Linked DNA regions of Homo sapiens: region 2 is linked to region 1. The links are chromatin contacts, found by Hi-C or POLR2A ChIA-PET in ENCODE. All regions are on one chromosome and are shown on one strand. Each heading gives the region's core, a stretch centred on a gene start or an enhancer-like site at or near the end of the contact. The rest is flanking DNA. Distances are from core to core; before and after follow the strand shown. Region 1 overlaps CFAP20DC (CFAP20 domain containing). Region 2 holds the start of CFAP20DC (CFAP20 domain containing).

Region 1 (4,964 bases), core at 203-2,702:
TGATTTTTAATACATAAAGTGCTTTACATATGTGTTAAAATTGATGACTTAATTCTTACAGCTAGTTAAGATCCTCTTCAAAGATATTAAACACCTACAGAATGGATCATTTTATGATGGCTTTATGGCCAAAGAAAGGGGAACAGGGTTACAAAGTCACTCAAACATTCCAATAATACACTACCTCATATTGGGAGCAAAGACATCAAGAAACCCACCATCTGGTTGTGCTTGGACGCTGCATGAGCTGTCAGCTTTCTCATAGCCTTCTCTTTCATGTGCCATTTAGCCATTCTCAACTGGCCATTCCAGCCAACATTACATGCTTTCATATTTGTTAGCAAAAGCAGTTTAGATTCAGCTATGTCCTTATCTAGATGTTAATCAGGCAGTCTGTATGTTTCCATACACAGTCCCTTCCAGAAGATAGAACATGTCTGAAAGAACAATGCAGACAGGCCCTGGTCCCTTAATATCTGATTGATTTGTTATTTGCCATCTGGGAGAAAGTTGTAATATCCAAATAAAATGTGTATGGAGTACTTTTCAGGATATAGCTGAACAAAGACTAACCAAAGGAAGAAAAGGGAAGACGTGGCAGCTGCATTTAATCTAGTCCAGGCTGTTATTAAGGGGCTTCTGTCCATAAGGGGATTACTTTGCATCCCCTTTGAACCAGGTGCTGTACTAAATATATCATTAGGATTCTCCAGTCATTCACTTCCAGGCTAACAATCCTTTGGCAGAACTTTATCTCAGTTCCTAGAATGCACCAGAGTCCTTCTGCCTTCACAGTCTTCGATGATCTATTCCTTTCACCTCACTGATCACTCCCACCCATTTTATCAGGCTACTTTCTACTTATCTTTTATGACTCAACTTAAATGTCTCTTTATCACACAGGACTTTCCCTGACGCCTTATGCTATTAGATTCTCCCATTATGCTGTTTCTTCACCTTGAACTTTTCCCTCAGAGTACTTAGCAAAATTTTAATTAAAGAATTATCTGTGGGGAGAGAGGGCCAGGATGGCTGATTAAAAGCAGCTGTGGTCTGCAGCACTCGTGGAGAGGAGTGAAAGTGGCAAGTGAGTTCAGCACCCTCAGCTGAAATATCCAGGTTCTCACATTACTGACTAGGCAAACAGCTTGACCTGCAGAGAATGGAAAAAAAGCAGGGTGGGGTGATGGCCCATCCGGGAGTGGCATGAAGCCAACAGTCCCCCCACCCCAGCCAAGGGAAGCGGTGAGTGATTGTGCAGTCCTGCCCAGGAAACCACACCCCTCCCACGGATCTTTGCAACCAGCAGATTAGGAGATCCCCTCATAAGCGCATGCCACCAGGGTACTGGGTCCAATAAACAGAGCTGTGTGGAGTCCCAGCAGAGCAGCCACTCAGGCACACACAGAGACCCAGGAGTTTTGCATACTCCACCCCCAGGATTCTCAGCAAGGTGGGAGATCCATCCCTAGGAAGGGAACTGAATCCCGGAAGCCAAGCAGCATGTTCTGCAGGCCCCCCTTCCACAGTGTCTCACAAATTAAGACCTAATGGCAAATTCCAGCCAGTCAGCAGCAGCAGGCTTGAGTCTGCCTGAGAAGGACCGAGTCCCCAGTGGGAGGGGTGGCCAACATCTCTGTGGTTTAGGCAACTCAGCAGTTCCAACCTGCCAGCTCTGGAGAGTCCAGACAGCCTGGACAAGGAAGGGTCTCCCACAACGCAGCACAGCTGCACTACTAGAAAGCAGCCAGACTGTTTTTCTAAGTGGGTCCCTGATCCTGTTACTCCTGACTGGATGAGACCTCCCAACAGGGGTCTCCAGCCTCCTCCTACAGGTGCAGTTCAGGCTGGCAACAGGTCAGTACCCCCCTGGGATGGAGATTCCAGAGGAAAGAACAGGCTGACATTTTTGCTGTTTCATGGCCTTCACTGGTGGTAACCTTGGTATGGGAAAAGACAAGGCAACTAGGGTCTGGAGTGGACCCTCAGAAAACCACAGCAGCCCTATGGAAGAATAGCCTGACTGTTAAAAAAAAAAACAAAGAGAAAACAACAATAACATAAACAAAAAGGACCCCACAAAAACCCAACTCAAAGATGAGCAATCTGAAAGATCAAAGGTAGATAAACCCACAAAAGTGAGAAATAATCAATGCAAAAATACTGAAAACTCAAAAAGCCAGAGTGCCTAGTTGCTTCCACATGACCACAACAGCTCTCCAGCAATGGCACAAAATGGGACTGAGACTGAGATGACTAAACTGACAAGTAGGCTTCAGAAGGTGGGTAATAACGAACTTTGCTGAGCTAAAGGAGCATGTTGTAACCCAAAGCAAAGAAGCTAAGAATCATGATAAAACAATACAGGACCTGATAGCCAAAATAGCCAGTTTAAAGAAGAACGTAACTGAACTGATGGAGGTGAAAAACACAACATGAGAACTTCACAATGCAATCACAGGTATCAATAGCAGGCCAGTTACAGTGGCTAACACCTATAATCTCAGCACTTTGGGAGGCCAAAGCATGTGGATCACTTGAGCTCAGGAGTTTCAGACCAGACTGGCCAACATGGTGAAACCCTGTCTCTACTAAAAATACAAAAATTAGCCGGGCATGCTGATGCGCTTACGTAGTTCCAGTTACTTGGGAGGCTAAGGCAGGGGAATCGCTTAAACCTGGGAGGCAGTGGTTGCCATGAGATGAGATCACACCACTGCACTGTAGCCTGGGTGACAGAGTGAGACACTATCTCACAAAAAAAAAAAAAAGTATCAGTAACAGAATAGACCAAGTGGAGGAAAGAATCTCAGAGCTTGAAGACTATCTTTCCAAAATAAGAAAGGCAGACAAGAATAGAGGGAAAAAAAGGAATGAACAAAACCTCCAAGAAATATGGGGATTATGGAAAGAGACTGAACTTACAACTGACTGAGGTACCTGAAAGAGACCGGGAGATGGAACCAAGTTGGAAAACATATTTCAGGATAGCATCCAGGAGAAATTCCCCAACCTAGTAAGCCAGGCCAACATTTAAATTCAGGAAATGCAGACAACCCCAATAAGATACTCCATGAGACGATCAATGCCAAGGCACATAATCGTCAGATTCTCCAAGGTCAAAATGAAAGAGAAAATGTTAAGGGCAGCCAGAGGGCAAGGCCAGTTCGCATACAAAGGGAAGCCCATCAGACTAGCAGCAGAACTCCCAGCAGAAACCCTACAAGCCAGAAGAGATTGGGAAACAAATTCAACATTCTTAAGAAAAGAATTTCCCCAATCCTGAATTTCATATCTGGCCAAACTAACCTTCAAAAGTGAAAAGAAATAAGATAATTTTCAGACAAGCAAATGCTGAGGGAACTCATCACCACGAGGCTTGCCTTGCAAGCACTTCTGAAGGAAGCACTAAATATGGAAAGGAAATACCATTACCAGCCACTACAAAAACACACTGAAGTACAGTGTATCTGAAGTACACAGCCCAGTAACATTGAAGCAACCACATAAACAAATCTGCAAAATAACCAGCTATCATGTTGACAGGATCAAATTCCCACGTAACAATACTAACCTTAGATGTAAATGGGCTTAGTGTCCCCATTAAAAGACACAATGGCAAGCTGGATAATGAGCCAAGATTCATGGTATGCTGCCATCTCATGTGCAAAGACACACACATAGGCTTAAAATAAAGGAATGGAGGAAAATTTACCAAGCAAATGGAAAACAGAAAAAAGCAGGGGTTGCAATCCTAGTTTCTGACAAATAGACTTTAAACCAACAAATATCAAAAAAGACAAAGAAGGGCATTATGTAGTGGTAAAGGGTTCAATTCAAGAAGTGCTAACAATCCTAAATACATATGCACCCAATACAGGAGCATGCAGGTTCATAAAGCAGGTTCTTAGAGACTTTCAAAGAGACTTAGACTCCCATACAATAATAATGGGAGACTTTAACACCCTGCTGACAATATTAGACAGATCATCAAAGCAAAAAATTCACAAAGATATTTAGGACTTGAACCCAGCTCTGGATCAAGTGGACCTGATAGATATATACAGAACTCTCCACCCAGAAACAACAGAGTATACATTCTTCTCATCCCCACATGACACTCACTCTAAAATTGATCACATAAATCAGAAGTAAAACACTCCTAAGCAAATGCAAAAGAATTGAAATTGTAACAAACAGTCCCTCAGACAACAGCACAACCAAATTAGAACTCAAAATTAAGAAATTCACTCAAAACTACACAAGTACTTGGAAATTGAACAACCGGATCCTGAGTTACTCTTAGGTAAATAATGGGATTAAGGCAGAAATCAAGAAGTTTTTTGAAACTAATGAGAACAAAGAGACAATGTAGCAGAATTTCTGGGATGCAGCTAAAGCACTGTTAAAAGGGAAATTTATAACACTAAATGCCCACATCAAAAAGCTAGAAAGATCACAAGTTAACAAGCTAAATCACAATGAAACAAACTAGAGAAACAAGAGCAAACAAACCCCAAAGCTAGCAGGAGACAAGAAATAACCAAGATCAGAGCTGAAATGAAGGAGATAGAGACACAAAATACCTTTCAAAAAATCAACGAGTCCAGGAGCTGGTTTCTTGAAAAAAATTAATAAAGTAGATAGACCACTAGCTAGAGTAATAAAGATGAAAAGACAAATGAATCAAATAAACTTGAGCAGAAATGGTAACCACTGACCCCACAAAATTGCAAACAACCATCAGAGAATAGTATAAACACCTCTATGCACAAAAACTAGAAAATCCAGTAGAAATGGATAAATTCATGGATGCATACACCCTCCCAAGAGTGAACCAGGAAGAAATTGAGTCACTGAACAGGCGAATAACAAGTTCTGAAATTGAAGCAGTGATACGGATTGGCTGTGTCCCCACCCAGATCTCATCTTGAATTCCCACATGTTGTGGGATGGATCTGGTA
Region 2 (5,580 bases), core at 1,444-3,943, 150 kb before region 1:
ATCTTATGTTCCTAGAAACTGTTAAAAAGAATTAGTGGATAAATGTCCCCCACAGATAAGTCTTGTAAGACAGAGACCATGTCTATTGATCACAATTGTCAAAGCCTCCAGCACAGAGCCTTACAAGAAACTGCTGTTGAACTAAGTTTGCCAGTCTAGAAATCAGGAATTTTGGATTCTAGACACTATACTGCAATGTATAGCTGTGCCATGGCCCCCACCTCTATTTCCTTTCCATCTATTATTTGGCTTAGAATGTTCAAGAAGGTTTGTTCCTTATCTGCTCTTCTTATCCTTGATAAGGAGCAGGTCCAAATATCATTTATTTTCGCGTCCCTTACATAATCCATAATAGTTGGCATATGATACGACAATAAATGTTTGAGGTTTTTGGGTGAAGTGGAATGATTCCAGGCTTTAGACTCAAACATAAATGAAACTCAATATTGCATCCTTGAGTAAATTCCTAATCGACTCTGAATCTCAATCTTCTCAAATGAAAGGAGACTAACCCTTACCTCACAGAATCGTGAACCTGTGAGCCACTCTGCCTATAGCAGGAATTTTATGAGTGGTACCTGATTAGCATTAACCTATGCCATTGACCTAACTCAACCATGAGTGCAGCATCAGATAAGAGTTCCTAACTGGTGCTGTGTCCGGAATCGGTGGGTTCTTGGTCTCACTGACTTCACGAATGAAGCCGCGGACCCTCGCGGTGAGTGTTACAGCTCTTAAGGTGGCGCGTCTGGAGTTTGTTCCTTCTGATGTTCGGATGTGTTCGGAGTTTCTTCCTTCTGGTGGGTTCGTGGTCTCACCGGCTCAGGAGTGAAACTGCAGACCTTCGCGGTGAGTGTTACAGCTCTTAAGGCAGCACGTCTGGAGTTGTTTGTTCCTCCTGGTGGGCTCGTGGTCTCGCTGGCTTCAGGAGAGAAGCTGCAGATCTTCGCGGTGAGTGTTACAGCTCATAAAAGCAGTGTGGACCCAAAGAGTGAGCAGTAGCAAGATTTATTGCAAAGAGTGAAAGAACAAAGCTTCCACAGTGTGGAAGTGGACCCCCAGCTAGTTGCCAATGCTGGCTCGGGCAGCCTGCTTTTATTCTCTTATCTGGCCCCACCCACATCCTGCTGATTGGTAGAGCCCAGTGGCCTGTTTTGTCAGGGCGCTGATTGGTGCGTTTACAATCCCTGAGCTAGACACGAAGGTTCTCCACGTCCCCATCAGATTAGCTGGATACAGAGTTTGGACACACAGGTTCTCCAAGGCCCCACCAGAGCAGCTAGACACAGAGTGTCAATTGGTGTACTCACAAACCTTGAGCTAAACACAGGGTGCTGATTGGTTATTTACAATCCCTGAGCTAGACGTAAAGACTCTCCACCTCCCCACCAGACTCAGGAGCCCAGCTGGCTTCACCTAGTGGATCCCGCACTGGGGCCGCAGGTGGAGCTGCCTGCCAGTCCCGCACCGTGCGCTCACACTACTCAGCCGTTGGGTGGTCGATGGGACTGGGCGCCGTGGAGCAGGGGGCGGCGCTCATCGGGGAGGCTCGGGCTGCACAGGAACACACGGAGTGGGTGGGAGGCTCAGGCATGGCGGGCTGCAGGTTCTGAGCCCTGCCCCGCGGGAAGGCAGCTAAGGCCTGGCGAGAAATCGAGCACAGTGCCGGTGGGCCAGCACGCTGGGGGACCCAGTAGACCCTCTGCAGCCACTGGCCCGGGTGCTAAGTCCCTCATTGCCCGGGGCCAGCAGGGCTGGCCGGCTGCTCCGAGTGCGGGGCCTGCCAAGTCCACGCCCACCCGGAACTCCAGCTGGCCTGCAAGCGCGGCACGTAGCCCGGGTTCCCGCTCGCGCCTCTCCCTCCACACCTCCCTGCAAGCTGAGGGAGTGGGCTCCAGCCTTGGCCAACCCAGAAAGGGGCTCCCACAGTGCAGTGGGGGGCTGAAGGGCTCCTCAAATGCCGCCAAAGTGGGAGCCCAGGCAGGGGAGGTGCCGAGAGCAAGCGAGGGCTCTGAGGACTGCCAGCATGCTGTCACCTCTCAGTGCCATATGACTTTGGCCAAGCCATTTAACCTTTCTGAGCCACAGTTCCTTAGCCAAAAATTGGCAATAGTACCTTCCATGTAAGAAGTGGCTCTGATCTAGAAACTAAATAAAGTAACTTAATAGTTACACTTAAGCCAGTGCTAGTCTCAATAAGTTATTATTTTCTACAAAAAAATCTTGGCTTCCTAGGGTCTTCTGAAACAATGAAAGGGTCCAGCAGACCCTCTTACTGCCTCAACGAACCCAAATTTGGGAACCTTCTAAGCAAAGGCCGCGTGAGGGTTCCATGAGTCCATGACTGTATCCCTCAGGAACCTACCAGTTATCTGTTTACCACGAGGAGAGACCAAACCGATGTGACAGTACTCTAGAAGAGTCCAGTACCTGGTATAGCCCTAATCCACGCTGAGTTTAGCCTTTTTAGTCGGCAGAGGTCATGACCTAAGTAAGGAGCGTGCTGCTCACCGTTTGGACCGCCCACCATTTCTCCAGGAGTCCCGCGGTTGCCTGGGCAACGCTACGTCACCGCGTATCCTCCCGTGCCCGTCGGCGAGAAGCCTAGAGAGCGCAACGCGCAGGCGCCCAGTGGGAACCAATGGGCGCGGCCGGAACGCGGGTGGCGCTCGGCGCTGCTCTTTCGCGGTTTGATTCTGGGGTGGGGCGGCAGCGGGAGCGCGCCCGCTTTTCCTAGGCCAGCGGGCGGTTGTCTGTGGCTCCGCGACTGGGCGCCCCGTCACGTAGGTTACACACACAATCACTCCCCAGGGACGGCCCGGAGTCCGTCCAGGCAGCTGCGCCCTCCCCAGACCCGGGCACCGCGGAGGCTGGAGCCGCAATGGTGCTGATGGAGGGCGGGAGATGGAGCTGACCAGGGGCCGGAGGGGCTGAGAAGAGCCTGCCCAAGTCTGGGCCAAGCACGAAGCCCTTTCCCACCCGTCGGGCTCCTGGGTTCCCGCCAGCCGATTTCCAGCCGTCAGGGTCACGCCACTCGCTGGAAACCCTGAACTCTGTGCCCCCCAAGCCCTGGGCCCCCTGCGGGAATGTTCAAAAATGAGTACCAGGTAACCCGAAACGGTTCTCCAACCTGTCTATACCTTTCTCCTCTTGGGTGAGGTAGTCCGTGATCGGGGTGAGGATAAAGTGCACCCTCTATCCCCATAATAAGGTCTTTTTCAGGGGTAAGACAGAATTAATGGGTGAATGCTGTTGACCCAGAGAGAAGGAAAAATTTACCAATGTCTAGGCGTATGATTTGGCTTTTGTTCACTCTCCAACTCAGTGTTTCTTAAGATGAATTAATTGTCTGTGATTCTACCTAAAATGGAGATCTTAAGCCCCACTGAAACCTCCTGAATCAGAATCTTGAGGGCAGGGCCCAGAAATCTTGAGTTTTAACAAAGCGCTTTGGAGACTCAGTATTCATGCAACACTGGTATCTCAGAAGCGATTTAGAAGAGTGAATGAGTGAATGCATGCATTGTTACATCAAGAAAGAAAATAAGCACTTTGGCTATGTGCTGTTTTATTTTTACAGAACTGGGAGTCAGTGAATCTCAGACGTTGGAGTACATCAGGCTTTCTTGGGGTGCTTGTAAACGTGCAGATTTCCTGACCCGCATCCCAGATCTGGTGAATCCGAATCTCTGGATGGGGGTCACTTGATTAAGCTTTTTAACTAGTTCCCCCAAGTGATTCCTATGCAGGGGGTCCAAGGATCACACTTGGAGAAACACTGCTTCTGGGTCGTCCTCAGTCACTTTGAGTATCCTAGAGTGTCTCGACCTGCTTTCCTCACCTCACTGGACACCTCCCTTCCTGGTCTCCTCTCCTCGCCTTTGCAAGAGGTTACACTCCTTGTTTACAGTCTGTTTACCATGCTAGTCCTGCTGTTCTGATGAACGTTTGTTACTGTATCTAATCAGTTCTCTACCCGTCTCCACCTCTTTATTGCTTCTGCCTTTTCATTCACCTAACACTACTTGCCTCATTATGAGTGCTCTCGGAGTAGTCTGCAGTTCTCTTTCTTCTGTCCCATTCGTTATCACTAATTGGGCTAGAACACTTTTAGAGAGTTTGTCTCACTTCTTATAGGTAAAATATATTATCAAAAAAACATGTGCCCACTACAGGAAACTTGGAGGACATGGGAAAGCAAAAAGCAGCAGGGAGAGTTTGCCGTCTCACCGAGTATGAGGGCTTTTGTCTTTTAAAACAACTAGCTGTCTCAAATTTAAATTCATAGTGAAATATTACCTGCCCTCACAAGCTATAGTAATTCTATCCCATATACAGTTTGCACGTAATACTGCCTAAGGAAGAAGACATTAAATGTCTTACCTCCAAGTGATCGTGTGTTATAACTGAGAGGCAAAAATATCTTTATATTACTGAGAAAAATTAAAAGCTGGAAATTCCTTACAGAAATTAGATTTGCTCACATATTGTTTATAATTCAAACCGTATTTAATCCTCATATAGGATTCTCATTTTTTGCAATAAATTCTTCCTTAGAGATAATTATCTTATTTAATTCCCCTTTCTTAAATAATTAAAGCTTATGGACATTCAGTAATATCTTCAGTGTGCTTACATAAGTGTGTCCTTCCATGTTCTCATGTTTACAATGGGGAACCAGTAGGCTGTCTGTAGACACAATATTTTATTTCTCTTATACAGATTTTATAGATCTTCACATTAATTTGTATTACATACGTAAAAATATCTTGTAGGAATGCTCAAAATAGGAATTTCCAAATCCCTCCCAGGCCTTTTTATTGACCAGTACTAAACTGTTTAATTTCCCTTCCCATTTTTTGAATAAACTTTGATGGTGCTGTTGAGCCCCTGCTGTGAGCTGAGTATTATGCTCAAGGTTTAATGTTTAGTATCTTATGTAATCCAACAACCCATTTTACAGATGGAGAATCAAGAAGTTAAGTAACTCCAAGTTCAGATAGTTAAAAAGCCAGTGTTGGAGCCTCAGTCAGTATGACTAGAAAGCTTGTATTTGGAGATAACTACCTGAATGTATTGGCCTGATTCAAGAATTGCGTTTAAACCCTTTAGTGTGGTTGCAAAACACAGTCTGTAAAACATAAAATGTTTTGCAAGAATGATCTGTATGTGTCAAGTAAACGAGTCCCCCACTGAGATACTGTAGGGTTTGTATGGCACAATTGATTTAATGTTTGTCATGCTTTAAAAACAGATTCTTTAAACCATTAATCCAAGGTGATCCAAATCAGAATGGTTGTGGTTTAGATACAATCAAGGTATAAAGTAGGAGTAATAACAGGGAGAATGTTTCATCCCAGATCAGCTTAACTGACAGATGCCGGGAACACTGGTTATAGACTATGTGGTGGATAATACTTCCTCGTTAGCATTGTCTTTTAATATTTTATTTTCATTTTCTAGGGAGGTGCATTTGTTGAAATTTTCAGTGCTCAAGGAAAAAATCCTGGAGCAAAATGGAAGATCCTTGGTAGTCCATCTGTGATTTGGAAAGTAAGTATTAGAAATTAGAGCCACATA

The links. Hi-C counts contacts between places; a loop is a spot of excess contacts on that map. ChIA-PET counts read pairs that join two places held with the same protein, here RNA polymerase II (POLR2A). Pooled maps may share reads with other maps.
Region 2: a map with no recorded cell type shows a loop between it and region 1 (9-fold over the local background). The contact joins the promoter of CFAP20DC here to the enhancer-like site in region 1. A Hi-C loop is called at or near these places in 1 of 37 single-sample maps with no recorded cell type and 8 of 50 pooled maps. POLR2A ChIA-PET finds 5 or more read pairs at or near these places in 1 of 52 experiments (PC-9).

The regions. Positions count from the first base shown.
Region 1 is chr3:58,895,984-58,900,947 of GRCh38, reverse strand. The region is part of intron 6 of CFAP20DC (CFAP20 domain containing); the gene reads left to right. All of the region lies in intron 1 of CFAP20DC-AS1 (CFAP20DC antisense RNA 1), which reads right to left. Among named protein-coding and RNA genes, the nearest start is that of CFAP20DC-AS1, 74 kb to the right of the region's middle. RefSeq lists enhancers at 1,143-1,382, 1,554-2,055. Within about 2 kb of position 1,452, at least 3 of the 41 ENCODE cell types and tissues checked have a DNase peak (open chromatin) inside an H3K27ac peak, as active enhancers do.
Region 2 is chr3:59,047,138-59,052,717 of GRCh38, reverse strand. It overlaps CFAP20DC (CFAP20 domain containing), which reads left to right and starts at 2,693. Exons shown (of 17, transcript NM_001394063.1): 1 at 2,693-3,107; 2 at 5,464-5,553. The coding sequence starts at 3,087.